2 separate regions of the Mus musculus genome follow, and region 2 is linked to region 1. Evidence: chromatin loops called from intact Hi-C (ENCODE). Cell type or tissue: heart. All regions are shown on one strand. Each heading gives the region's core, and the rest is flanking DNA. Links, peaks and the distances in the headings are about the cores only.

Evidence for each region. A loop is a pair of places that touch in the nucleus more often than their neighbours do. Peaks named below come from ENCODE experiments on the same cell type or tissue, not always from the same donor. Only the 100,000 strongest peaks of a DNase experiment are listed, where the experiment ranks them.
Region 2: a loop joins it to region 1, with 6 times the contacts of the local background. A loop is called at or near these places in 10 of 42 quality-filtered maps.

The regions. Positions count from the first base shown.
Region 1 is chr7:16,918,611-16,933,323 of GRCm38, reverse strand. It overlaps Calm3 (calmodulin 3), which reads left to right and starts at 9,292. Exons shown (of 6, transcript NM_007590.3): 1 at 9,292-9,483; 2 at 13,659-13,689. The coding sequence starts at 9,481. Gm45972 (predicted gene, 45972) reads right to left here and starts at 11,651. Exons shown (of 3, transcript NR_165470.1): 1 at 11,434-11,651; 2 at 10,762-10,909; 3 at 8,806-9,884. Gm32630 (a long non-coding RNA gene) reads left to right here and starts at 1,175. Exons shown (of 3, transcript XR_391181.3): 1 at 1,175-1,383; 2 at 2,364-2,441; 3 at 2,577-2,988. In heart, for the core only: no CTCF peak of the experiment used is centred there; DNase peaks (open chromatin) are centred at 8,723, 9,213, 9,953, 10,553 and 3 weaker places; H3K4me3 peaks cover 4,062 bases; H3K27ac peaks cover 4,061 bases.
Region 2 is chr7:16,808,081-16,822,793 of GRCm38, reverse strand. It overlaps Fkrp (fukutin related protein), which reads left to right and starts at 6,062. Exons shown (of 3, transcript NM_173430.2): 1 at 6,062-6,094; 2 at 7,668-7,730; 3 at 10,818-13,527. The coding sequence starts at 10,859. The coding sequence ends at 12,343. Strn4 (striatin, calmodulin binding protein 4) reads right to left here and starts at 6,905. Exons shown (of 18, transcript NM_133789.3): 1 at 6,160-6,905; 2 at 195-298. The coding sequence starts at 6,441. In heart, for the core only: CTCF peaks have their summits at 6,003 (motif pointing left) and 10,090 (motif pointing left); DNase peaks (open chromatin) are centred at 5,783 and 6,483; H3K4me3 peaks cover 2,853 bases; H3K27ac peaks cover 1,883 bases; H3K27me3 peaks cover 1,554 bases.

The DNA.
Region 1 (14,713 bases), core at 4,494-12,493:
TAGAGAATAAATACCTGAGGGTTTCTCTATGAAATCAGGAAAACGGTTTTGTCTCTCCTTCAGTGAGATTGGGAGGACGAGAGCACAATGCTCTTCAAGATTTATATTTTAAGAAAATAGAGGTTGTTGTCTTATATAAATTAGCAATGTGGCGTAGATTTAAATCCTGGTGATGGCTCCCAAATGCAGAGCGCCGTCTGGTGGTCAGTAATCAAGAGCCATGAGCATATTATGTGTTACAAAGGTGACTCCCCTCTCTATATGTGTGTGTGCGTGTGTACGTGTGTGCGCGCGTGCGTGTGTGTGTGTGTGTGTGTGTGTGTGTGTGTGTGTGTGCAGGACACAGGACAATTATTTTCAGGAGTTGGTTCTCTCCTGTCATGGATTCTAGGGGCTGAACTTGGGTAGTCAGTCAGCCTTGGCACTTTGCCACTTTCCTGACATCTTCACCCTCATATTTACATAAATAAACTCAGCAGTAAAGCCCTTGCCTAGAATCCCCCCACCCCCCGTGAGGAGGCTGGATGAGCCCCTGCCCAGCACACATTAGCTCCTGGATTTCATCCCCAGTAACACAAAAACAAGTAAAAATTTAACAATTTTACTTTTTCCTTTCTTTATTTTCACTTGTTGGTTTCATTTTAGTTTTTTCACAGGGTCTCACTCTGTAGCTCAGGCTGTATTAGAACTCACTATGTAGCCCAGGTTGGCCTCAGAATTACAGAAATTCTCCTGTCTCTGCCCTCTGAGGATTGGCAGCACAGGTAGGAGGTGCCATGCCCAGCTTTATCTCCTAGTTTATTAGGGCATCGAGGTATCTGTGGTTCCCTCCAGGGGACAGCTGGCACTGCAGGTACTTCAGTGTGAACCTCCACTTCCTCACACTATCCCTGCAAGTCTTACTGTGTGCTGGACACCAGTCACCTGAGTCTCCCGGTGACTCTTCCCAGTAGCGTCTCACGAAGTGGTCAGAAAATGGGTGACACAAACCAAGTTTTCTTGTAATCTGATCCTATTCCTGACAACCCACCCTGTTTCCTGTATCCAAGTTTTGGATGCTGTCGTTCCAAATTGCATTCAAAGAGGCTTAGGCCCCAGAACGACCTTCTAACGCTTGGGAGGCAGGAAGATGATCATAAACGTTACCATAGCGCCACCTGGTGGTCAACTGAGGTAAGCAGTAATTGAGAGAGAAGTATGTGATTGGGTTCTATGGCCCAGAGCCTGTCATCTCAGTCATTCAAGATGTTGAGGCAGGAGGATAGAAACGCCCGGCCTACATATGTAGTGATTTCGACATCGTCCTGGCCCGCTTTTGAGGATGCAACCTAAAAACTAAAAATGAAATTGAGCATGGTGGGTCCCCGCACGCAGGAGGCAGAGGTAGGTGGATCTCTGTGAGTTTGAGGTCAGCCTGCTCTACACAGTGAGAGTTCCAGGACAGTCAGGGCTATGTAGAAAGACCCTGTCTCCAAAAAAGGGACGGGAGCCTCCTCTATTGCTCAGTGAGTGACGGAGCTTGCTGGGCAAACCTGATGGCATAAGTTTAGAACCTCAAACCCATAACGGAAGGAAAGAACTGACTTCAGTAAGTCATTCTCTGACTTCTAGATATTTGTCATGGTACACATCGATACAGAAAGATAGATAATAGATCGATAGATAAATAGATATGGAAAAACACTTATTGAAAAAATAAAAGTAAGCTGGGTGGTGGCGCACGCCTTTAATCCCAGCACTCAGAAAGCAGAGGCAGACAGATCTCTAAGTTTGAGGCTAGCTTGATCTACAGAGTGAGTTCCAGGACAGCCAAGGCTACACAGAGAAACTCTGTCTCAAAAAAAAAAAACTTAAAAATGAAAGCAAAGGTATGAGAGATGTGGCTTAGTGGTGTAGTGCATGCTGGAATCAATCCCATCATCTGAAAAAAGAAAATAAAATAAATGAATAAAAATTCTTGAAAATACAGTTGAAAGGAGTCTTGTGAAGTTCTAGCACAAAATGTTACTATAACCTGAAACTAATTGCCACCCTGAATAAGCTGATGGTTTAACTGGCTGTCTGCCTTCATCTGTTGCCATGGTGATAGCCATTATGTCTGATGCTGTTAAAAGGAAGACCTGCTTTTTAAGTTTTCTTTCACCAAACCAGAAGGGGATCGTTGGTTCTATTTTCCCACAAACAGAATAGAACCCAAGGTCTGTGCCTTTGACCCAGTTTGGGGTCAGGGTTCTATCAACCATGGTAGAAATTAGTTAGGAGAGATGGTAAGAATCTTCACCAGAGAGCCCTCTAGTGGCACATGAATGAAGTGCAGGGCTCTTGGATGTCTATTTCCAGCCTTGCCTGTCTGGGCCCTGCAGGTTCTCCATGGTTCTCCACTGCAGTCCTAGCAGAGAGATTAAGTCTCCTGCCTGAAATCACACAGCCAAGAATGAAAGGTATGATGATTTTTATATATAAACCCAGGTCCCGGGGAAAGGAAGGGAAAAAATGGGAAAAAAGGGAAAGAATAGGGGGACACACCCTGCAGGATGAGTAATTTGCATTTTTAATTTGCATATCTCTAATTGCAGTGTTCCAGCAAGAACATATTGTGAAACACTTGGAAGGTAGAGGCAGGAGGATCTCTGTGAGTTCCAGGCCAGCCAGAGATACACAGTGAGACCCTATGTCAAAAACAAGCAAAAAGAACCGTGTGGCAGTTAAAAGCATCTGCTGTTTTTCCAGAGGACCCAAGTTCCATTCCCAGAACCGACACCAGGCATCTTATCCACCTGTAACTCCAGCTCGAGGGCATCCAATGTCCTCTCTGGGCCTCCCTTGGCATCAGAGCACACATGGAACATACACACAGTAATGTACACACAGATTTAAAACAAAATTTTAATACTGTACTTATTTGTTTTTTAATTTATTTCTGTGGGAAGCAGAAATGGACATGTGCTGCATACCCACACTACAGTGAGGCCCAGCTCACTGTAGCAGTGCCATGCCAGGCTGGTGATCCTGCATTCCGTAAGAAAGCAGGCTAGTGGTCACAGTGTTTTATTGCAGCAATAGAAACTCTAACTTATTAAATCTGCCAGTGGTGGCGAACGCCTTTAATCCCAGCATTCGGGAGGCAGAGGCAGGGGGATCTCTGAGTTTGAGGCCAGCCTGGTCTACAGAGTGAGTTCCAGGAAGGCTATTTTAAAGCTGGAGTTACAGGTACTTGTAAACTCTCCAATGTGGGTGCTGGGAACAGAACTTGGGTCCTACAAAAAACAAGCAGTATCTACACGTAAGCACTGAGCCATCTCTTCAGCCTCCTTAAAACTTGCTTTTGTTTTGTTTTCCGAGACAAGGTATCACTGGGTAATCTGGGCTGGCCTCTAACTCAAAGATCCACCTGGCTTTGCATCCTGAGTGCCAGGACTAAAAGTGGGCACCACCATGCCCAGAATATTTGAAAACTACAACTCAATAATAAGAAGACAGCCTGATTTTAAAATGGGTAAAAGGCCAAGTAGTGGTGGTGTATATCTTTAATCCCAGCACTCTGAGTTTGAGGCCAGCCTGGTCTATACATTGGGGACAGCAGGGCTACACAGAGAAACCCTGTCTCAAAAATCCAAATAGTAACAATAAAATAATCGAGGGCTGGCTCAGTGGTTGGAAGCACTGGCTGCTCTTCCAGAGGACGTGGGTTCGATTCCCAGCATCCACATGGCAGCTCACAACTGTCTGTAACTCCACTTCCAGAGGATCTGATACCCTCACACAGACAAATGTGCAGGCCAAATACCAAAGCATATAAAGTAAAAATAAATAATTAAAAAAATTAAAAGATCAAGAGATTTGAGTCAACCTTCTCAGAGTTGTGCAGACAAGTCCAAGACACACACAAAGTGGGGCCAATACTATTAGTTATTAGGGAAATAAAATCCAAACAATGGGCTATTGCACCATATCCTCTAAGGAGGCTGTAATTAAAAGGAAAGATGGGGCCTGCCGGCACACCTTGGTTGGTAGAATGCTTGCTTAGGGTTCACTCCTTGGAGTCCATCCTAGCAATAGATATAGTGACCTCAGCACTTGGGAGGTGGAGACAGGATCAAGCATTCAAGCCAATCCTTGACTTCACAGTGAGTTCGAGGCCAGTCTGAGCTGGGTGAGAGTCAAAAACCAAACAATAAAACAAAATAGCAAGATTTGCAGATGTAAGAACAAAACAAAACAAAACAAAACAAACAAACAAAACATGTGCCCCGGGGTTTCAAAAAGGACCTGTCTCAAAGGAATAGACAGAGTGTCAGTGGACTCTTCTGCGCTCTTCAAGGAACACAGCTGGTCACACACTCAAACACAGTTGCACACATACTCACACAGACATGTACACACAAAGGAAGAAAGGAAGGAAGGAAAGAAGGAAGGAAGGGAGAGAGAGAGAACCCTTTTAAAGAAATAAATAATCTGCTGTGATAATTGATCTCTATCTATCTATCTATCTCCATATCTATATATAATATGTATATAATGTATATCACATATATAATATACACATATACATCATTGATAGTTCTGGAAGTTTTGGGCCACAGCAACCTATCTCCATTGTTCTGGGCCCATTATGAGGCATAGCATCATAGCTCAGACCATGTGGCAAACTCAAGCTGGATAGATGGCTCAGCAGTTAAGAGCACTAGCTGGTCTTCTTGAGGACCTGGTTTCCATTCCTGGCACTCACATGGCAGCTTACAAACATCAGTAACTCCAGTTCCAGGGTATCCAAAGCCCTCTTCTGGCAACCTCGGGTACTAGGCATGAATGTTCTGCCAAGTCATACCGTAGGCAAAAGACCCACAGACAGAGAGAAAGAAACAAAGAGAAAGAGAAAGAAACAAACTTCCCTTTGACACAGGGTCATGCTACACAGCTCAGATGGCCTCAGATTTTTTAATCCTCTTGTCTCAAAACAAAACAAAAGCAGGTATGGTGGTGTTCATCATTAATTCCAGCACTCAGGGGCCAGAGGCAGGTGGATCTGTGAGTTCCAGGCCAGCCTGGTCTACAAAGCAAGCTCCAGGACAGCCAGGGCTACAGAGGAACCCTGTCTCAAAAAACAAAACAAAACAAAACAAGAAAAAACAAAACAAAAACAAAAACAACAACAAAAAACAAAACCAAAAAACCTAGCACAATCCCTTTTAAAGGTATAACCCTGGAATTGAACATATAATTTCCACTTATCTTCTTCAGTAGAATTTAGTTAATCACACCTAACTGGCAGGTCACTTGGAAATGTTGCTCTTATTTTGAATGGCAACTCAGCTAACAAAACCCAGCAATTATTCTGGAAGATGGGGAGAACAGAGTATCAGAGAGAAACACAATGTAGGCTGGCCCTGGGATCCCTCATAAGGTCTTCCAAAGACTGGCAGCTCAGGGTAGTGCTTGAATGCTTAGCTGGAGTGTGACTGCCTTGGCAGAGGGTTTGCCTGGCATGCAGAGGGTCCTGAGCTCAGCCCTAGCACTGATCAAAGCCGGCATGGTGGCGGCACACCTACAATCTTAGCATACATTTAGTGGAAGCAGAAGGGTAAGAGGACTACGATCATCCTTGGTACATTGTGAGTTCGGAGCTAGCCTGGGATACTTAAGCTTGGGTCCAAAAAATAAAAAACAAACAAACAAACAAAAAAACCTTTAAAAGAGTTATACACAGGGCTGGAGAGATGGTTCAGCAATTAAGAGCACTGACTGCTCTTCCAGAGGTCCTGAGTCCAATTCCCAGCAACCACATAGTGGCTCACAACCATCTGAAGTGGGATCTGCTGCCCTCTTCTGGTGTGTCTGAAGACAGCTATAGTGTATTCATATAAATAAAATAATTTTTTTTTTTTTTGGTTTTTCGAGACAGCATTTCTCTGTATAGCCCTGGCTGTCCTGGAACTCACTCTGTAGACCAGGCTGGCCTCGAACTCAGAAATCCGCCTGCTTCTGCCTCCCGAGTGCTGGGATTAAAGGTGTGTGCCGGGGGCTGGCAAGATGGCTCAGTGGTTAAGAGTGCCTACTGCTCTTCCGAAGGTCCCCAGTTCAAATCCCAGCAACCACGTGGTGGCTCACAATCATCTGTAATGAGATCTGATGCCCTCTTCTGGAGTGTCTGAAGACAGCTACAGTGTACTTACATATAATAAATAAATTTTAAAAAAAAAGGTGTGTGCCACCACGCCCAGCTTATAAATAAAATTTTAAAAAAGAGTTATACACTAATGGTATGTGCTTGCAATCCCAACACTGAGGAAGCTGAGGCAGGAGAATCAAGACTAGCCCGGGCTACATAGTAAGACCCTGTGTACAGGTTAGTTTTATTGCAACTTGACACAAGCTAGATTCATCTGAGAAAGGGAACCTCAATTGAGAAAATCCCCCTATCAGATTGGCCTGTGAGCAAGCGTTTGGGGAGTCTCCTGGATTGATGATCTGTGTGAGCAAGTGGTTCAGAACGCCCTAAGAAGGCAGGCTGAGCAAGCCATAAGGAGCAAGCAGGGAGCAGGGGTCCTCCATGGTCTCTGCTTCAGCTCTTACCTCCTGGTTCCTGCCCTGAGTTCCTGCCCTGCCTTTCCTTCAAGAAGAACTTTAGCAAGCCAGGCGTGGTGGCACACACCTTTAATCCCAGCACTGGGGAGGCAGAGGCAGGCAGATTTCTGAGTTCGAGGCCAGCCTGGTCTACAAATTGAGTTCCAGGACAGCCAGGGCTACACAGAGAAACCCTGTCTCAAAAAAACAAAACAACAAAAACAAAAGCAAAGGACTGTAGCCTGTAAGCTAAACAGACTTCTACTGGCTGGCTTTGGGTGTCAACTTGACACAAGCTGGAGTTATTACAGAGAAAGGTGCCTTCCTTGAGAAAAATGCCTCTTTGAAATCCAGCTGTAAGGCATTTTCTCAATTAGTGATCAAGGGTGGAGGGCCCATTGTGGGTGGTGCCATCTCTGGGCTGGTAGTCTTGGGTTCTATAAGAGAGCAGGCTGAGCAAGCCAGGGGAAGCAAGCCAGTAAAGAACATCCCTCCATGGCTTCTGCATCAGCTCCTGCTTCCTGACCTGCTTGAGTTCCAGTCCTGACTTCCTTTGGTGATGAACAGCAGTATGGAAGTGTAAGCCGAATAAACCCTTTCCTCCCCAACTTGCTTCTTGGTCATGACGTTTGTGCAGGAATAGAAACCCTGACTAAGACAGACCCTTTCTTCCCCCAAGCTGGTTTTAGAAATGGCCTCTATTACAGAAATAGAAACCAAACTAAGATACCCTGACTCAAAAAAAGAGAGAACACATTTTAATGTCATTAAGTCTGTGGTTCTCAACTTTCCTAATGCTGCAAAAACCCCATACAAGTACTGGGGACTCCAAATCATAAAATTATTTCATTGTGGGCTGGAGATACTGTTCTGAGATTAAGAGCACTGACTGCTCTTCTGGAGGTCCTGAGTTCAATTCCCAGCACCCACATGGTGGCTCACAACCATCTGTAATGGGATCTGGTGCCTTCTTCTGGCCTGCAGGCATACATGCAGACAGAGCACTGTGTGTAATAAATAAATAAAAATCTTTTAAAAAATTGTTTGATTACTAGTTCAAACCTGTAATTTTGCTACTGTTATGAGTCATTATGTAAATATCTGATATGCAAGATATCTGATATGCAAGCCACAAGGGGGTCAAGACCTACAGGTTGTAAATCTCAGTTTACAGGTTGCAGACATTTAAACCAATGTCAACAAGATCCTCCCTCCTCTCTGCCTCTGCTCTATCAGTTTTATTTCCTTCTGCACTAGACACATTTTCTTTCCTGAGAGCAGATTTAAGAGATGTCCACAGGCGGCATTTACAGAAAGACTATATTCTCCCAGTCTCTCCCTCCCCACCAAAAAAAAAAAAAAAAAGTTTTCTGACCCTAGAAGTTCTCTCTCTCTCTCTCTCCCCCCACCCCCCTTCTCTGTCAGTTCTTGCCCTGGAGTGTCGATGCATGCCTTTGATTCTGAAGGCCAACCAGGGCTCAGGGCTACACAGTCTCAATAAATAAATAAATAAATAAATAAATAAATAAATAAAGGAAGGAAGAAAATGCCAACTCCCATCCTATACGAGGGCTCTGTACAGTAATGTACAGTATATACACTATGGTATACAATACAGTTGTCTCAGGTGCCCTTAGCAACAGTTCTTTTTCTTTCTGTGCCTGGAATCCCTAGAATAAGAAGTGAGTCACACTGTCTAGGTGACAAGAGAATGGTTGAGAAGTGTGATGTCACCAGCACAGCCCGGCACCAGATCTGTGCAGACAGCAGTGCCCAATTCATGTTTAATTGGCTGAATGAGTGAATGAATGAATGAATGAATGAAAACATTCTGCATCCAGAGATTGTTCTGGGTACAGATCCTGAGATCAAGAGTCAAGTCCAGATCCCCACATGTTGCTTTTGTGCGTGTTTTAGATTTGTGTTTGTTTGTTTGTTTGAACTTATTTATACAGCGCGCATGTGGAAGTCCGAGGACAATTCTTTGTGGAAGTCTGTTCTCCAAACCACCACGTGAGTTCCGGTGATCGAACTCACAGTTTCTAGCTTGCCTGCAAGCGCCTTCACCCACTCAGCCATCCCAGCAAATTGTACGCGTAGAGGGTGGAACCTTCAGGAGACCAGCGGAACCTTGAAGAGCCAACCACTGTGAAGAGCCGGTTCAGGCCAGGCTCCTAGACCCCACGATTTTGGATTAAACCATCTTGTATCTGCTCAAAGGGAGAGAGAAGAAAGTCCTTCTGCTTCTTCCCCCAACCCATTTTTATTTCCGAGCCATAGAGACAACGTATTTGCTTCTCCAACATCCACCCTGTTTCCGTCTTAGCCCCTCTATTCCTCGCGGCTCCACAGAGCCACACAGGTCGTGCTGCCCCCCGCACACCGCGCGGTGGCTCGCCCCAGTTTGACGCATTGCAGGGAAGGCCGGACCAATCGGAGTTGCGTTCTCATTTCCGCCACGAGGCGGGTCCAATAGCGGCGTGGCTCACACAGAGACGTGTCACTCTCCGTAAACCGGTGCCCTTCCGCCAGAGAGGAAAGCGGAGCGGATGCAAGGGGCCGAGAGCGCCGAGAGCGAAAGTAGTCCCCGCGGTGGGGAACGCGCGTGCGCGTGCCCGTGCGGCAGCAGATTCGCTGGGCTCTGTGGAAGGGGCGAGCCGCACGAGCCTGACGCGAAGGGATCCGTAGGAAGCCGCAGTGCAGCGGGAGCGCGCGAGCCGTCTGGGGCGGGGCCGGGCGAGGCGGGGCGCGCGCGGCGGCCGTTGAGGGACCGTTGGGGCGGGCGGCGGCGGCGGTGGCGCGCGCTGCGGGCAAAGAGTGTGGAGGCGCGGACGCGCGGCGGAGCTCGAGCTGCTGCAGCTGCTGCCGCCGCCAGAGTAACCTCGATCCCCGAGCTCCGGATACCGGTGCCTCGCCATGGTGAGTGAGGCGGCTGAAGTCGGGTGGAGACCCCCCCATCCCGGAGATGGCGAGCGAACCCTGGGAGGGAGAGGCCGGGCCCCTCGGGACCTCCCATGCGGCCCTTGGGACTTCTAGAAGCGGTTTTAGCAGCAGATGGAATTGGTAGGACCCCCAAACAGACAGTCTGAGGCTTCAAATGAGGAGCTCCAGGACATCCCCACCCCCGCCACCTCCCAGGCAGCATTCGGATCCCTCTCCGGGCGATTGGTTTTAGAATCACATCTACCCGGTCCCCGGGAGGAGGAAATAGGAAACGCCGGCGATGAAGGCTTTGGGTCCTGGAGGAATGCAGGAGGCTGCTCCTAGAGGGGTGGCTGTGGGTAGCGGAGAGGGGGACCGGTCGGTTCCTAGGGAGTGTTCTGCAGAGAGGATAGATGGGGATCCTGGGTCACTTGTGCACTGTAGACCCCGGTGGGGGAGGGGTCTCCAAGGACAAGCATTGCCAAGAGGAGGAGGAAGAGGAGAAGGGTCAGGTGCAGGCTGAGGTAAGGAGGAGCCCGAGGTGGGTGGCAGCAGAGGCTAGAAGATGCTCTTGGAGCCTGTGAGGACCCAGAAGGGGACTGAGGAGAGTTGGGGGTCGCAGAAATGTTTTTAAAGGAGTGGGGATGTGATCACGGGTAGTGTGGGGAACCAGGGAGCCTTGTGGAGAACTTGGTTGGGGGTAGCTAGGAAGGATTCTGAGGTCTAGGTTGTTGCACTAGAAAGAGAGGTTGGGGTTTGTAAGGCGTGTTTTGTTTGGGTCAGAGAAAAAACGGGGTTTCCAAGGTGAGGGCTAGGGAAGGACTTGAGTTTGGGTGGTGGGGGTGAGGTTGGACAGCCTTCTAGAGAAGTGTAGGAGACAATGAATGGTGGCTGAGGTAGGACTAGGTTTAGAGGTGGGTGTCTCCGGGGAAAGGTCCCGACACAAAGGCTGATGACTCGGGCTTGGTCATGGGCTGCAGCAGAGGACCTGAAGGAGTAGCTGTGTGCTCCCTTTGCCTTGGCAAGAATGGGGCTGGGCCAGGCTGAAGGCACTGAGGCAGTGGGAGCAGGTGGGCGGAGTTGTTCAGGGCCCTATTGCGCACTGAAGCTGCATGATACAGGACTGGGGTCAAAGTTTGGGGTGCATCAAATGATGGCTAAGCCAGGAAGCTTGGCCCCCTCATTGTCCCTTCCAGGCTAGGAGGGCTGCCTTTCTCCTCCAGCTTCATGCACCTGCTTCTCCTCACTGTGCCAAATGACAGCGCAATACAGTACCGTTTGGGTCAGTGACAGATGCCCAGTTCCATCCCTCAGGGCGGGGGCTGCAGTGCTTGTCCAGAGAAGACCTCCAAGGACCCTCTCGTTGACTCAAGGGCCACTTGTTCTTTCCAGGCCTCTTCCCCAGCGCCCAAAGCTAAAGCTTCTAGAAGCAAAATAGATTACTTCTCCTCTGGTCCTGCCACCCACAACACCCCCAGCCCTCCCCACCATCCCCCCTCCCCCAGCCTCAGGCTGGGAACCGCGTGCACCACCCTCCCTGGCAAAGCTGGGGAGGACAGGCAGCCGCCACCACGTATCAGATCTCATACTGCTGACACAGACCTGAGGGCTCTTCTTGCCGCCACCCCATTCCCCCCGCCCCCCAGCAGAACCTTGCTAAAGGGGCCCTACAGCTTGGGCAGCTGCCAGCAACCCCCACTCCCCACCTCCAAAGGAGGGTCCCAGCTTTGGCCCTGACCAGGTTTTCTCTTCCTGTTTGTATCCAGCAAGGTGTGGAAGGAAGAGTCCCTGGTAACTGGCCCTGGACTTTGGCCTGAGCTCTGTGGCTCCTCCTTGGCCCTGGGTGAGGGGCCCTGGCCTTGGTTTCTGAGCTCATTTAACATTGCTTTCTGGCACCTGCTGGGGGCTGGGGCAAGCCTGAGAAATAATCCCCTCTTCCCTCCTCACCTCAAGCTGATTTGGCTTGTCCAGCCCCTCTCTGGAGCCTGAGATGAAGGTTTGGAAAACTGGAGACAAGTGGCTTATTGTGCGGTGAAAGCTAACGATCTAAGCTGGGAAGGGCCACCAGCGGCAGGCAGTCTTGCTTCGTAGGCCATCAGTTTCCCAGGCCAGCAGCCCTGCTGTGGTATCTGCGGCCTTTCCTTGGTGGAGCAGGGGAAAGGGCTCCTGGATGTCAGGGAGAGTGTCTGACAGGCCCTCCACAGAGCCAGAGCCACGCCTATTTGCAGCAACCGTGACAGTGCCGCCTCTGCAGCTTCCAGCTCTTTGGGGAGAAGTGGCACATAGCAGACTCCGGAGCCACCCTTGGCCATTCCGTCCACAACCTGCCTTGGCCTCTTTGCTCCCACCACCTTTCAGTGTCACCAAGAGGGGAAGGGAACAGGGCTTCTTGCAGACCGCACTGTGTGATGGGAAGGTCCCTGAGTGGGCTGGCTTTTCCCAGCCTAGGCCTGTGGAAGAGAATGAAAAGCAGATGGACTCCATAGCCGTCCTCCCCACTGCTCCTCGGCCTCTTCCTCCCCTCCCCCAGCACAGGCTGGCCTTGGGAACCAGAAGCCCATTCTCTTCTCACTTTCTGGGCGCAGCCAGCAGCAGTGTCCTCGGGTGTCAGAACCAGGGGGTGGGCCTGATCATCCCTGGGGGGGTGCGGGGGGGGTAGGTAGAACAAGGGCCCTTTGGCCCAGGCCACAAGGCCAGGATTAGGAAGCCCACTACTCTGAGTCAGTCTTGATAGCTGTGCAGAAGGCTGTCCGTTTGGCCTTTACCATCTCTTTGCACCTTCCTTCTCCTCCGCCCATCCCCTCTGCAGGCATCTCCCATCTGTTCTCGTCACTGATCCTCCTCCGACACGGCCTGTTTGGGACTTGGTCTCTAGTTTCTCTTCGTCTAGATTAGACAATACCCCTGCCCCCATTGCATCACTTATGAATATAGAATGTGGAGGGATGTGGATTATTGTTTTTAAAAGCAGCTCAAGGGTTAGGGGCAGGCGATAGTTTGTAGCCTCAGCTGAGACCTCCAGAGCCTTAGTAAAATGATGCACGCTACTGCCATAGTTCACTTCGGCTTCAGGGACTTGCAAGCTCAGGCCAGGATCCTGCTGTGGCCTTGGTACCTTTTGCCTTCATGGGAAAAGGAAGGCAGCATCATGTGGACTACAGTGACCCCAGGGCAGAGGATATATATATATATATATATATATATATATATATATATATACATACACATATACGTATGCGTATGCGTATACGTATATGTATATTGGGGGCAAGATCCGCACAGACAAAGAAAACTGGCCTTATTAACTATTGGAAGCTTGCAGTTGGGATCCAGCTCTCGTTTTGCCCCTCCCTCTGCACTGCCACACCCCACCATAACCATAACCATAACCAGGGTTCCAGTGAAGGAAAAGCTGAGAGCTGTGTCGGGAAACCCTAGACACAGCAGGACTGTCTGCCATGGCTGGCTACGCCTCAAGTAGTCCAGACTAGAAAGGGTTAAAATCTGCAGTGCTGAACCTGGAAGGCCAAAGCCCAAGCAGACTTGAGTTCTTTGCCACCATTGCTGCTTGCTGCAGTCCCTCCCTGCCACTTGGCCCTCTTGTCTAAAAGTAACAGAGCGGGATGCCGTGCTGCATCTACTCTGCATGTAAGCAGGGAGAGCCGCCTCTTGCCTAACCTGGGTTCTCTAAGGCCCTGGAGCAACTTGGAAACACCAATTAAAAGAGATCTTGCCACTTGGAGGCACAGTGCCTGGGCCTAGTACCCCCAGATAGGTGACAGAGAAACTGGCAAAGACGGCCCCACACGGCTTCTCTCTGCCCTACCCACAGTGACTGGCCTGTTTTGTTTTGGAGCCTTCTAGAGTGCTTGATGAGGCCTCTAGGGCAGCAGCCTCTGGGGCTCCCGGAGTAAAACCTGAGCAGCGCAGACACTGTGTCAAGGTTGGGCTGGAGCAGCTCTGGATGCTGCCCAGCCTGCGTTGGGCAGGCCTGTGGTTCCTGGGAGCTCCAACTAGCCCAGGCCCTGGCTCTATGACGCGATCTGCCCTTGCTTAGTGGGAATGCTTTAGGAAGCTGGCCTTGGCAGAGGGGGCTGGGCAGGGGAGGAGGCCACGTCCAGGATGGATGGGTAGGTTAGCCCAGTGACTTACACTCCCTCCTCCTTTTCCAGGCTGACCAGCTGACTGAGGAACAGATTGCAGGTGAGTTTGCCACTCTGTCCTAAGCCATATCTTAGCTAGCCCTGCGTCTCATGAGATGTGTGTCCGTTATCACCGCACACCAGGCCTGTGGCCAGGATGTTGGTACATCTGTTGGGGGAAGAGCTTAGCCAGGAACTGCCACACCTGCCCCACGGCCTGCCGTAGACCTTGGCCAGGCTTCAGGGGCTGAGTGCCCTCCCTTGCTATAGCTCACTTGGGGCCTTGAAATGGACCTCTATGGCAGGACCTACTCAGCTGTGCCCCCCCCCCCCCCAGCTCCCCCAGTACTAGCCAGTCAGACTGAGAAGGTGCCCACTGGCCACACCCACCTCTACCTCCTCACTTGCTTGCTTCTACCAGAGCTCAGCTACCCTGACCCCAACTCAAACAGGCAGCCCCTTTCCCTCCCTCCCTCCCTCCCTCCCTGTGTGGTGCAGGCTTGTCTGATGGGCCACAGGTGTTCTATTTTCTCTCCTGTTGTTGCCTGGCACCAGGAATCAATTCCTAGAGCACAGAACTTGGTTTTGTTGATTGCTGCCGTGTCCTCAATGCCTGGTGCATAGTAGGCATCCCATAAATTCTTTCTGCATAAACAATAAGCACTCACCTCCCATGAGCTAAAAGAAACTCCCTAGCTCCCGTGTGACTTTTGTGGCTCTGCACCCCATCCAAGCTCCAGGACGACTCACTGCAGGGCTGATGGACTATTATGTTTCTGTGGTTTTGCCCCTCCACAGCCTATGCTGCCAGAAGGCCTGAGGCAACTCCTGGTGTATCTGTCTCCTAACAGCAGGTTGCTGCAGCGCTGACCAGAGGCCAAAGTGAGAAAAAAGGTCTCTGCCCTTAGCTTTGCCTGCTCTGTGACCAGGGACCTGTGACACAAGGACCTGCTGTCTCAGAGTCACACATTGGCCCTAGGCAGGTAGAGACCCACCCAGAAAAGCCAAAAGATTAGACTTTGCCTCGTGGGTCACATTACCCACTCAACTGGCACCCCACACCCCCTACAGCCAGGTCTCAGCAC
Region 2 (14,713 bases), core at 2,945-10,944, 110 kb after region 1:
CTGGAGCACATAGTAGGTGTGCTCAAGCCACAATGCTGCTGCTGCCATTTGAATCCCACCCACTAGAAGCTCCTTTATACTCCTAGGGATGACAGCAAGAGGACAGTAGAGAAACTTCCTTTGCCAGCAGAAGTGTAGTTAGCAGCCTGCCACCTTGTCAGAACAGTGACCTCTCTAGCAGGGGCAGGGCTCACCTCTCCTGCTTTAGTGCATACTCCAGCATCTTGATCCGCCGCACCAGGTCCGTCTTTAGATTCTCTTGGCCTTTCCTCTCCCCCTGGAGGAAAGCCACCTGAGCCTGGGACAGAAAAGAAGGGAGGACAACAGGTTCAGGGGTTGTCTCCCTCCATATTCAAACACAGCTTCAACCCCTCCCCTACATCGATGTCAGGGTTCAGTGAGAAGAGATGACATGCTGGACCCACCTCCAAGGTCTCTAGGTATGTCACCCATAAAAGAGCTCAGTCTATAATCTCAGCATTCCCTAGGGATTGCTATGAGTTCAGGTCCAATGTGGGCTAAGACTCTACCTTTACAAAAAAAAAAAAAAAAGGCCGAGGAGTCACCTTTAACCCATGAAGTTCCAACAGGGACAGCAGAGCCTGACTTGGCTGTAGCCTTCTGAGGAGTTAGGTCAGGGATGGTGCTGGGGGTATTAACAGCCCTGGACTCCTCTCTCCCCCCATCAGCTGCTGTCCCTATGGTTGCTGGTGGAGGTGGTGTCCCACTATTCCTTCAGAGCATCTGTTGCTGGGAAGCGTAGGAAGCTACTTCTGGCACTCGGGGACAGGAGTAGGAGGCTGGGCTCAGCTCCCACTGCAATGCAGAAGAAGCTGTTCCAAGCTTTATGCTGCCCAAGGCATGAGAAGATGTGCCACAGACATGACCTACGGGTTCCTGTCAAGCTCGTCTGTCAGTCTGCTAGCTTGGGCTGCCCCAGTAGGCTCAAGTCTGTCAACATGTCATTTAGAGACACTGGACCAACTGCCTTAAGGCAGAACCCTGTGGCTTCCCAATCATGTCTGAAGGCCTTCTACCAAAACCCAGAGCCTGGCACTCTTGCAGGCTTTCTCAGAATGGCTTTACTGTTCCAGTCCAAGCAAGTCTAAGAGCCAGGCCTGGCTCTGCCGCTGATTTGCTGCAGATACTAAGTAGTTCATGGGGTCTTCCTCTGCTAAGAGAATGGAGCATTGTGGGCACTGTCCCTCACATGCAGCCTGCATGAGGGTTGCTGTGTCAGTCCCTGCCTCTGACTCTTTTCATTTTCTCTCCCTGTCCAAATTCCAAAGCTCAGCTAGCCAAGGGGACCTAGCCCTTGAACAAAAAAAAAAAAAAAAAAAAAAAAACATCATCAGGAAGAGAGCTTGGGATGGCAGGCCCTTGCAGATGTCTGTCTTCCTGGGGCCCCACTTCCTGAACATCACAGACCTGCTTAAGTGCTTCCAGGGCTCTCCCAAAAGCTCACAGGCTGACCTGGCTGGCCCCAGGCGGTGTTCAGATGTCTAGCAATGTTGCTCTTTGTGCCAGCAGGGCCCTGACCTATCTGCCCTGTCCCTGTGCTCCAGGCTTGCTCGCTCTCATCTCCATTGTAACTAGGGGCTAATAGAGAACTGAGGCTTACCAGACGCTAGGTGAGGGAGGGAGAGAGTTGCAGGCAGAAGACAGAAACAACAGGGCAGGGCAGACTGAAGATACTCTTAAAACTGCATCATGGCTGCATCAGAATGTGAACTTAGGCTTAGTGTGAACTTAGACTGAGAGGAGCATGGCCACCGAGATGAACAAGATGTCTACTGGAGGACCACAGGAAATCCATACAAGAAAACTACAACGAGGTGTACAAAGTTTAGGTGTAATGACCAAAGCCATTACAGCTACAATGTGGAGAATCAAGTGTGAATTTAGCAAAGCTCAAAGAAGAGCCACCCTAATAAAAGAAGTAGCTACTCAAACGCTGGAACTGGGCTGAGCATGTTAGCATGTTGATCTAACATGCATTTAGTCCTAAATTTGATTTACAGTACCACATAAAATTGGGTATGGTGGCATTAATACCCAATAACACATGAATACAAAAATGCAATGAAAACTTTTTTAAAGCCCAGAAGAACTGAGAATGGCTGACTGGGAGTCTCACCAACACGCTCTATTCTGCTGTCTTCTTCCCAGTTCCTCTAGTAGAGAAGAGGAAGGAAAACCAGGAAGACATGGCTGAAGTGTCTTATTAGATCAGTGGAATCTACCAAAAACGGGAAGTGCTGGCACTAGCCTGTCAGTCTCCTACATGGGAGCTGGAAGTGTCCTCCCTGCCTTCCATACACAGGATCCCAACACCCTGAGTTCTGACTTGGGGCTGCCATCTCTCCTAGGCGGCTCCTCTCTCTAAGGCAAAGTCCTGAACACAGAGCCACTCCTGCTGCAGTCTTTCCAGTTCTCAAGCTCCCATTCACTGCGTGGCCTGGAGGCCATAGCTCACACAGCTCCTGGCAGGGAGAGCTTCCATAGGAGGTGGAGGGAACGAAGGGACTACACAGTCCTTTTTCCTTAATGTCTTATCTATTTTCCACACCTCAAGAACATCAGGTTCAGACCTCTCCCCAAGGGCTCCCTTCTCAGAAGCACACAACGGAGCCCCACAACCGACTTTATGCATGAGTGCAGACAGTTCTCTGCAATCTCCTTAGCTGGTCTAGAAGCTTCTGAGGGGCAGGAGCCACATTATCTACTCCTCAGAAGCCACCCATCCCAACACATTTCCACTCGTTATCACAGCACACTCCACCTCTTCTCCGCTCTGATCTCTGGAGTCTCTTGGCTAGCCCTCTCCCTACCGGTGTCCTGGGCACTGACTGCACAGTGGGCCTCTTATCAAAAACAGCCAGGGCCAGCTCCTCAGTACTGACACTGCCCAGTCATGAAGGGTCTCACAGAAGTTGCCCTTCAGAAGGTGTGAGTGCTGGGTAGAAGGAAGGTAGGTAAGAAGGGATACTGCTTGTGAGATGTGTTGGTGCACACCCATTACAAAGGATGGGGTTACTCCTGTAATGGTGCAAGACTGTAATTCTAGCCCTCCAGAGGCTGAGGCACAAAGATTGTGAGTTCAAGGCCATCCTAGGATACATAGTAAAGACCTGACTCAAAAAAAAACAAAAAGGGGCCAGATGGGGTATTGGGCACATCTAATTCCAGCACTCGGGAGCCAGAAGTATTGGGAATGGGGGATGAGCCAACAGGAATTTAAGGCCAGTCTAATCTACCACTCTACATATGGAATTCCAATACAGCCATAGCTACATAGCAAGATCCCACCTCAAAAATAAGCAAGCAAGCAAGCAAGCAAGCAAGCAAGCAAGCAGATAGATAGATAGATAGATAGATAGAGGTGTGTGGGCCAAGGAGATGATTCAGAGAATAAAGATATCAGCTACCAAGCCTACTATCTGAGTTCCATCTCAAGATCAACATGGTAGAAGGAGAGAATCAACTTCTGCAATTTGTCACCTGATCTCCACAACAGTGCACACCTTTAAACCCAACACTCAGAGGCAAAGGGATCTCTGTGAGTTTAAGGTCAGCTTGTTCGACATAGTGAATGCCAGGATTACAGCGAGAGATCTTATCTTGAAACAAAACAATAAAGTAAAATAAATAAGTAAAAATGTAAAGAGCACAAAAGACGGAGCAATCACCATTTTATAAACACATCCACTTCACTACTCCACGTCACTCTCTCACAGGATAAACACTGCCAGCAAAGCCATATCTTGTGTTGTGTGTATACATACACACCATTCCTCAGGACCCTCCCCTGGAGCTTAGCTCTCTCTCATGTGCATCCTCCCCCTCCACCCCTCTCCTCCCTCTCCCTCTCTTGGTGGGTAGGATGACTACCCAGTGAGCGCCAGAAACCTGCCATACTGGATTACAGTGTGTGCCACCAGACCTGGTTTTCTCATATGGACTCTAGGGGATCAAACTCAAGTCCTCATCCTTCGCAGCACGTACTTTACCAACTGAGCTGCTCTTGAGGCCTCAGAGCCATTTTGGGCAGGGGGAAAGATGGAAATAATCCTGAAAATCCATTGACAAGGGTCAAAATAAATAAGCTATGGTGTGAATACCCAAGAGAATACTACCCAAGCTATCAAAAATAAGTATTCTCTGCTAATGGGGAAAGGGAACTAAATGTATGACTTATGAAGTGTCGAATGTGGTATATTCTAACACATTCAGGACATGTACATACACACACACACACATCCTGATGTCTGACTTAGAATGCAACAAAAGTAGCAAAAGCATGAAGTTGGTGATGCTGGAGCCTTACAGAGCATGCTCTGTGACTCCACAGAAGGTCACTAAGTGAGTGGGAAGACCTCTTCTTAGGAGGCAGCACATACTGTACACTCTGAGTGGAGTCTGGGATACACAGCATGGCTGACACAGTGAAAGCTGTCAACTGTACCCCTGTCAAGCTCTGCTGTGATGGCCTGGGTGACCTGGTGAGGTCTCTAAGCTTCCTTAGAGACTTTTCTCACCTGTGCTCAGTGTCAGACAGGGAAAAGACACAGTCAGCACTGCCACCACTGCTGGGATCCGTAGCATCTCCCTCCCCTGCTTATTAAAAAAGAGAGGAAGGGATACCATTTCCCCTCTCAGAATGCCACAAGAATTAAATGATAGCATGTATAATACTTAATACAGTGTCAGGCACATAATATGCCCTGAATAAATAGCAGCTGCTGTCGTTATTGCTGAGTGAGGTAATGACATTGGCCCTGCCTACATAATGGGGTATTGAGAAGATCTGATGAGATGTATGCTGGGAAAGAGCCTGAGTTAGAGTTGGGCACAGCACGAGGAGCACTTACATAAGGACTTCTCTCTCAGGGATGGGAGCTACATACACAAAATTCAAATGCTCTTGGCATTCATCCCATGGACAAAAACTGAATCAGTCACTTATTTGGGGCTCCATTTCAATCTGACAGGAAAGAGCACATTGGAAACAGAAAGATGGGTTGCCAGAAACCAAGCGCTGACTGTTTTTGTTAATAACATCCCAGCCTAGGAACCATTTGACTCCTGGGGGCCCATCCCTGAAGGCCTTGAAGTGCTCACCTTTCTGATTCCCCACAAGCAGTACCTAGCTCAAGGTCACAGAGCCCAGCCCAACTTCTACTCCACGAGCCATCACCTGGCACATTCTTCTCCACAAACCATCAAGTCCCTTTAGAGGCCCTTACACAATCACTTCCCTCACGGAGTCCCTCCTCGTGCTGTCTTTTCCCCCTACTCATCACCCAAAGGCACCTCCATCCCTCTTCACCGTGTGCAGCATCTCAGACGCTCCTGTCTTCCCACTGAATATACCCAACAAACGCCCTAACAGTTCAGGGGTTTCTACCTAACATCCTCAAATCTTTCATAACGGAACTCTAATTCCTTAAAGCACCCAAAATGTCGCTTCCCACTCTCAAGCTCTCCTGGGGGAGCCCAAAACATGTCCTCTACCCTCTCCGTGGTTCCACCCAAACGATCCCAATGTGTCCCTACATTGTAGCCACACGTGCCCAAAGTGTCCTTCTTGGACAGGAGGCCACACACTTCATCCTGGGACCCCTTCCTATCAAGCTTCCTCCCACCTTTCAATTGCTCCGGGCCAGCCACTCCCCCAAGGTACCCCATGCCAGCTTCCAGTCTTCCTCTCTTCACTCCCTGCACCCAGTGGATGTTAAGAGTGTGTCACCCCACTAGACATCTAGTCCATTCCACCCTGACAGCCAGCATCTGGTTAGGATCCGGAGGCGAGGCGTGGCATATTTATTCGCGCAGACCCCATCCACTTTCTCAGCACTCTGTCCCCCGGGAACCCCGAGTCGCATCGCCCAGACAGGCTCTCTGGGCTTGGGCTCGTCACTCCCACTCGCGGCTCCCGGCAGACTCGGCCCTGCTCAGATCCTCTGACCGGTCCCGGCCCGCGTCCGCCCCGAGGCCCCGAGGACCCCGCCGCCGGCCCGTCGCCGGCCCTGCCCGCCCCCTCCCGGCCGTCCCGGCGGCCATTGCTCCAAGATGGCGGCGGCGGCGGCGGCGGGTGAGGCGAGGCCGGGCCGGGCAGGACTGGGGCGGGGAGCGCGGGAGGGCAGCGGTGGCGCTCACCTGCAGCTCGGCGCGCTCGGCCTCCCAGCGGGCCTTCTCGGCTTCGAAGCGTGCCCACTCGTGTTGGATAAAGTGCAGGATCCCCGGCAGGCTGAGGGGCTCCGGGCCCGCCGTAGGGCCCGGGCTGCCTCCGCCGCCACCTCCTTTTCCTACCGGGCCGGGCCCAGGAGCAGGGCTGGAGGCCGGGGCCGCCGCCGTCGGGTTGGGAGCCGTGCCCGAGCCCAGAGGGCGGCAGGAGGAGGCGGCCGATGCGACCGCGGCGGCCGCTCGCTCCTCCATCATGGAGGCCCCGGGGCCGGCCCGCGCGCCCGCTGTACCTCGCGCGCCTGCGCGGACGCGCAGCTTCACACTTCTACACCCCCGCCTCGTGTGCGCGCGCGCGCGCGCTGGGCGGGCGAGGGGAGCGGGGACAAGCACGGGGCTGGGCGCGAGCCTCGCCCACCCACCCGGGTCGACCCCGGTGGTGCGCGCGGGCGGGGGTGCTGACAGGGAGGGGGAGGGACTGCCTCTACGTAGGCAAAGGACCCAGGGTCCCTCGCAATTGTCTCCTTTGCGGTCGAGAGACCAGACCGGACTTTTTTTTCTGCATTCTCCCCAATGTCAGAGTCCTATCCCCTCCAAATGCAAATACACCCCCATCTCTTTCACTTAGTGAAGAAAAAAAAAACAAAAAACAAAAAAGACGACCTGGGGTGGGGAGTGGGCTCTGACCAGAGGAAGTCGGTTGTCATAATAACCCTATCCAATCTGGAGGCCCCTTCCCAGTTTGCATATGTGGAGTCCCAAACCTCTACTATCATTGCACTAGGAGGAGGTTGCTAAGGTAACCCAAGTCCCTGGTGGTTCTTCTGACCCTATCCTCATCAGTTACTATAGCAACCTCCCCTCACCTAGAGCTCAGGTAGAAAAAAGGCCCAGCCCCAAAGACATTCCTCTAAGAGGAATGCCTCTGTCCCACTCCTCCCCCAGCCAACCCAGTTGCCATTACCATGGTAACCATCTCCCCTTCCCTTATGGAAAGTCCATGGATAAACCAACCAGGTGTTTTTATTTAGAAGACAAGTGCTGCTGTGGGACAGTTGCTATGGTTACAGGGCCTGGACCATTTCCAGGGAGATGAGAAACAGTTAAATCCATGCCCTGGTTACTATAACAGGGCAATCTCCCACAGTCTGATGATCCTAGCAATCAGGTCCTGTAAGATAGGGGATGTTTAGGATTAGCTCCAAAGGATGCATGAGTCTAGAGAAGAGGTTGTCATGGTAACAGTTGCTGTCACTTCTGCCCTTCTGGACACCATCATGGAAGAGGGATAGTTATAGCTTACAATTGATGACTCCTACCCACCACATCACTCCTGAGACGACTGAAGTGGTAACCAGGCTTATGGACTTCAAATAGACAAAAGAGTCTGTGACTTCATTAGCTACTTTCACGGGCGGGTAGAATGAAATTGCACTTTGTTGGGAGGGGCTGGCTCATTTGATGCTTTCTGGTTCCTCCCTCAGCAGGGCAGATGACCCAAGGTGAAACCACTCTTCTTGATCACCCTCAGCCTGAAACCTAGGGAGGTAAGAGTCCCTGGATGTCACAGTAATCACATGGGTAACTGCCCTTTCTATGTCCTTAAAGGCTTTCCTGAATGGGTCTCCTTTTTGTACCTACTGTGATTGAAAAGGCTAAGGCTAATTCCAAGTGATGCATACGCTTAGATTTTTTTCATGTGTTTGTTTATTGTGTGCATGTGCATGTGTGGAAGTCAGAGGCTGAGTTGCCGGAGTTGATTCTTTCCTTGTATTGTTTGGGTTCTGGAGACTAAACTCAGGTCTGCCTTGGTATCAAGAACCTGCTGGGCCATCTTTAAACACTGTTTTGTTGTTGTTGTTGTTGTTGTTGTTGTTGTTTTTCTGACAGTCTCATGTAGCCCAGGCTGGCCTCAAACTCAAGCAGTGGTCAAGGATGACCTTGAATTTTCAATCCTCCTGCCTCCACCTCCCAAGTGCTGGGAATACAAGCATTTAACATCAGACTCAGCGTATATAATGTGTGGGGGAAGAAATGGAAAGCTAGTATGAGCTCAGATTCACTCTCTTCCCTGACCACTTTTCCTAGGCAAGGCCCCATGTTACTCACTCCTGCTCCCGGCTGGTCTCCTACCTTACCACTAAGGTGTGCCTGTCTTCTCAGATCTGCAGAACACAGAGGCTGGGGTTGGAGCTGAGGAGACAGCTCGGTTGGTAGAGCGCTAGTGGATAATGGTAGTGTGTGCCTGTGATCCCAGCCCAGCCTTTGCCTTGTAGCAGTGTCATCCCTCAGCTACATACCTAGTGCAAGGTCAACCTGGCCCACATTGAGACCCTGTCTCAAAAACAAACAAACCCAAAACACCCTGGCACAAAGTACCTACTTGTTGATAAGGTGACTTTCGGCTGGAAAGTCACATGCCATATTCAGCTTTAAGACCACCCATCAGCTTAGCTGTAGTGTAAGAGTTGGGATATGTGATTGCAAACAAGAATTAGCTGGGTGGACAGTGGTATACGCCTGTAATCCCAGCAGTCAGAAGGCAAGAGGTTCTTAGTTCAAAGCCAGACTTCAATACTTAGTGAGACCCCCTCTCAACAAAACAAAACAGTTTTTTGGTTGTGAGACAAGGTCTCTGTACACCAGGCTGGTGTCGGAGTCATGGAGATGCCCCTGTTTCTGCCTCTGGAATGCTGGGATTAAGGCAAGTACCATTGGCTTACTGGTTTGAAGCAGGATTAGTAACCAGCTTCTTCTTGCATCAACTCCCGCGTCCCTCTTTTCAGATGTATGGCTTTAAGCAAGTGCCTTCACCTCTCAGTGCCTCAATTCATTAAGAGTATGAGTGTTTTACCTGCATGCATGTCTACACACCATGTGCATGCCTGGTGCCCACAATGCCCACAGAGGCCAGAAAAGGGCACCAGAGTCCCTAGAACTGGAATTCCAGATGGGTGTGGGTGCTCTTCACCGCTGACTTCTCTCTCCAGCCCTGCTTTGTGTTTGTTTGTTTTTTCCCCCTTCTTCTTGATTGTATTGTAGTTTAAACATAAAGTAACTTTTCATGTTATGCAATAACACCGCTAAAAGCCACACCCCCCAGGGGACCCCCTTGATGGTGAATTTTAGACTAGCCTTCTGTCTTAGGTAGGGTTTTACTGCTATAAACAGACACCATGACCAAGGCAAGTCTTATAACATTTAATTGGGGCTGGCTTACAGTTTCAGAGGTTCAGTCCATTATCCTCAAGGCAGGAACATGGCAGGATCCAGGCAGGTGTGGTGCAGGAGGAGCTGAGAGTTCTATATTTTCATCTGAAGGCTGCTAGCAGAATACTGAGTTCCAGGCAGCTAGGCTGAGAAGTACAATGACACACCTACTCCAGCAAGGCCACACATCCTAATAGTGCCACTCCTTGGTCCAAGCATATACAAACCATCCCACCCTCTATTGCAAAGCCATGCCTCCAGCCCTGCTTTAAATTAAAAAAGAAAAAAAAAAAAAATAGCACGTATAGCCCTGGCTAGCCTGGAACTCACCCCATAAACCAGACTTGCTTCAAACTCATGGAGATCCACCTGCCTCTGCCTCCTGAGTGCTGGGGTTAACGGGAAGCCACTGTTGCTTCTTTCCTCCTTTTCCTACTTTTGGATTTTTGTGGTTTGGTTTGGTTTGGTTGGGTTGAGTTTGGTTTAGATTTTTGAGACATGCTTGCCTTTCCCATCCTCCTGCCTCCTCTTTCCAAGGGCTGAATTACAGAATGTACTATGGCTTTTAAACACTGTGATCCTGGGCTGAAGAGATGGCTCAGAGGTTTAGAGCACTGGCTCTTCCAGAGGTCCTGAGTTCAAGTCCCATGGTGGCCTATATCTCATTTATAATGAGATCTGGTGCCCTCTTCTGGTCTGCAGGCATACATGCAGGCTGTGTACGTAATAAATAAATCTTTTTTAAAATTTGTGATCTAATATTCCTAAAATCAAATGCATCACTGGCACACTCACAGTTCAGTAGTACTAAGTACATCTACAACAGTGTGGTGTCCACACCTGGAAACCCCACATCGGGAGGTAGCTGCAGAAAGACCAACAGTCCAAGACTGGCCTCTGCTGCGTAGCCTGGGATAATGTGTGAAACTACAGCCCTCTAAACACCCTCACATTGTTAGGCAAGTAAGGTGTCAGAAGTGTTTCACCTTACAAAACTAAAACTGGGTGCTGGGGTTGTGCTTAAACCACCTTCCTGGATCCACCAGTGAGGGGCTGGGAGTGGGGCTTGGTGGTAGAGCATTTGTCCTGGGTAGGGCCCCAGGTTCAACCAGTTCACAGCTCTCCCTCCACCCTCTGGCAGCGACCAGCATTGTTTTTTTCATTTGCAGGGGTGATGGGTTCAATTTTTGGTTTTAGTTTTAAACAGGCCCTCACACATTAATTTAAGAACTCACTGTGTAACTGAGTGGGAAAAGTGACCCCATGACGTGATGCTTACAAGTGGTCTGTTTAGGGCAGGGGCATGAACCAACCTAGGAATTCCTGGAGGGCCTGAAATCAGATCCAGGAAGGGCAACTGAGAATTCAAGGGTAAGGAATGCTGACAACTTGCTCCACACTCCCTTTTCATCCTGTCTCCCCAGGATGCCCTGGACGCCCCAGCTAGGGTCTGACATCAGGCCCCATGCGGCTCACCCGCTGCTGGGCTGCCCTGGCAGCCGCCATCATCCTCAACCTCCTAGTCTTCTTCTATGTGTCATGGCTACAACACCAGCCCAGAAACTCCCGGGCCCGGGGTCCCCGCCGGACTTCTGCCATTGGCCCCCGAGTCACCGTCCTGATTCGGGAATTTGAGGCTTTTGACAACGCGGTGCCAGAGCTAGTGGATTCCTTTTTGCAGCAGGACCCAGCCCAGCCCGTGGTAGTGGCGGCCGACACACTCCCTTACCCACCCCTGGCCTTGCCTCGCATCCCCAACGTTCGCCTGGCTCTGCTCCAGCCAGCCCTGGACCGGCCAGCGGCGGCCTCGCGCCCGGAGACCTACGTAGCCACCGAGTTTGTGGCTCTAGTGCCTGATGGAGCGCGGGCCGAGTCACCAGGCCACCTGGAGCGAATGGTGGAGGCGCTCCGAGGGAGCAGCGCGCGCCTAGTGGCCGCCCCGGTCGCCACCGCCAACCCAGCGCGGTGCCTAGCTCTGAACGTCAGCCTGCGGGAGTGGACTGCGCGCTACGACCCAGCTCCCAGCGCGCCCCGCTGCGACGCTTTGGATGGCGACGCTGTGCTGCTGATGCGCTCCCGCGACCTCTTCAACCTCTCGGTGCCCCTGGCGCGGCCGCTGGCCACCAGCCTCTTCCTACAGACCGCCCTGCGCGGCTGGGCAGTGCAGCTGCTGGACTTGACCTTCGCCGCGGCGCGCCAGCCACCGCTGGCCACCGCCCACGCGCGCTGGAAGGCGGAACGTGAGGGGCGCTCACGGAGAGCGGCGCTGCTGCGCTCGTTGGGAATCCGTCTGGTGAGCTGGGAAGGCGGGCGGCTAGAGTGGTTTGGCTGCAGCAAGGAGAGCGCGCGCTGCTTCGGTACGGTGGCGGGCGACACACCCGCCTACCTGTATGAGGGCCGCTGGACCCCACCTTGTTGCCTGCGCGCGCTGCGCGAGACTGCGCGCTACGTGGTGGGCGTGCTGGAGGCGGCGGGCGTGCGCTACTGGTTGGAGGGCGGCTCGCTGCTGGGTGCAGCTCGCCACGGCGACATCATCCCTTGGGACTACGACGTAGATCTGGGCATCTACCTGGAGGACGTGGGCAACTGCGAGCAGTTGCGGGGTGCCGAAGCTGGCTCGGTAGTGGATGAACGCGGCTTTGTGTGGGAGAAGGCGGTGGAGGGCGACTTCTTCCGAGTACAGTACAGTGAGAACAACCACCTGCACGTGGACCTGTGGCCCTTTTACCCCCGCAATGGGGTTATGACCAAGGACACGTGGCTGGACCACCGGCAGGATGTTGAGTTCCCAGAGCACTTCCTGCAGCCACTTGTCCCCCTGCCCTTTGCGGGTTTCATGGCACAGGCCCCTAACAACTACCGCCGCTTCCTGGAGCTGAAGTTTGGGCCTGGGGTCATCGAGAACCCGGAGTACCCCAACCCCGCACTCTTAAGCTTGACAGGCGGTTGAAGCCCTGGTACCCACATCTGGGGCTAGGTGAACAGCAGGGTACAAGAGTCTGTTCTTGCCTCGGATTGTGTATGGATCTGAACCAGTTTGTGATTGGGTAGTGGGGCTGTGCACTGGAGGGAAGAAAAAAAAAGGGTGAACTGGCCAAGGAAGATTGGAGGGAACACACAGGACAGTTTCAGCTTTGGCGGGAAGCAGAACCCAAAGACTGGAGCAACTCAGCCTCATGAGGGAGGAAAGTGGTGGCCTTTGATAGAAAAGCCCAGGGAGTCTTTAGGGCTCTGCATAGTCTCTGCCCTATATTCCAAGAGCTGTAGGCCCTTGGAGAGTGAGATCCGGAGAACAGACGAGCCAGCCTCAGTCTACCACATACAACTTAGGTATCCCTGGACCAGTTAGTTACCCAGTCTGTTTCATTTGAGATACCGAATGCCTCCCTTTGTGTTTAGGATCCTCAGGACGCTTGGCTCCAGTGCTTGCTTCCTCCACTAGAGGGCACTTCTGTCCCGCTTCAGTTCGTGTTTGATGACCGCTCGCGGCTCTGCTTCATCACCTTCATCTCTGGTTTTCTTGGAGTGGCTCTGGGAGGTGGGACAGCACTGGCCACCTCCTCTCCTCCCCGAATGTGGCACTTTCCTTTGAGAGTGCTGCTTGATGTATCTGCTGCTTCTAACCCCATCTTGCTCTTGGAGGACTGACTGGGCTCTCTCTGGTTTGGGATCTGGCCAATGCATTACCTCTTTATTTCAGCCCTCTGCACCTGTTCCCCGCCTTCCCCCTCCCTTCTAGGAAGGGATAAACCTTCGCCATAGCTCACATTTACAAAGAGCTTTCGGGCTCAGGCATACACTCGGAAGTGACAGCTGCTATTACGTCCATTTTCCGGGGAGGAAAACTGAGGCCAAAATGACAGTCACTTGCCAGTAATCAGATATTTTAGGAAGTGGCTAGTAAGGGACTTGAATTCAGATCACCGTTTCAAGGCCCACACTTCATTTCCTCTCTAGGTTCTGCTGTAGAAATAGTACCCAAGTGGAGCCTTGCCATGGCTGTGCCACTCAAACAGGTTTAAAAAAAAATTCTCATTTAATTATGCATATAAATTATGTTCAAACCAGTCTGTATATTGTTAAATAAGACTTAAATTATGCTACTTTAAAGTTTAAAAATTCAAGACAAATAGAGCCGTTTGTTTCCTTGCTTCATTCTACAGCTTGTTCCACACACTCCCTGAATCTCCCCACACCCACCCTGCACCCCATGAGGAGCAGGAGTTTAAGGCAGGTGTCTAACTTTCTAGGCCAAACTGGCTTCAAACTTACGGTCCTCCTGTCTCTGCCTGTGGAGCGCTGGGATTACAAGTGTGCACCACAATATCTGGTCCAAAGGAGGAGGAGGATTTTTATTGGTGGTCCTTGACCCAACCTCTGTCCTTGCTGCAAATCCTAGGCGAGCCTGCAAGTCATAGCCCTCCCTCCTCAGTCTCCCTGGCGCTAGGGTTACAGGTCTGTGCCACCACGCCCTTGTCCCGGCTTTTTATTTATTTTTAAAGCACAGGAACAGGGATGTAGGCCTCGGGTTTTTCTAGCCTGCACAGGGCTTAGGCTTGGTCACTTGTACCACAAAATAATAATAGCTAACGATTACAGCAGCGCAGGAAGCCAGGCACAGCTGTATCCATCTGTGATCCCAGCTATTTAACTGCAGCTGACTGAGGCCGCATTATCTCCAGCCCAGGCTGTTAAGGCCAGCCTTCGACACAGCCAGATGTCTCAACCAAACTAAACAAAACCACCAGGAGTGGTGGTCTATGCTCAGCCTCAGCACTTGAGAGGTGACAGCAGGAGGAGCAGTTCAAGACTCAACTTCATGGAGAATTCTAAGCCGGCCTGGGCTACAAGGGTCTCAAGAAAACCATACTATTGGTCCAGGTTTAGTGGCGTATATCTTTAATCCTAGCACTCGGGAGGCAGAAGCAGGAGGATCTCTGTGAGTTTGAGGTCAGCCTGGTCTCCAGATGAGTTTCAGGATAGTGGGGGCTACACCGGGAAACCCTGTCTCAAGAAAAGGAGGAGGGGGTAGTCCCAATGGGGAAAGTGCTAACTGCTGGTTAATTTGTCAGCTTGACACAGGCTAGGGTCTTCTCGGAAAAGGACCCTTGGTTGAGAAAAATCAGAGTGGCCTGTAGGAAAGTCCGGGAGCATTTTCTTGGTTAATCGATTGGTGAGAGGACCTAGCCCACTCTAAATGGCGCCCCCAGGTGGTGGTCTGGGTTTGGTAAGAAAGCAAGCGGAGCAAGCCAATGGGGCATCCTCCAGGGCTTCAGCTTCCGTTCCCGCCTCTTTATTCCTACACTTACTTCCTTAGTGA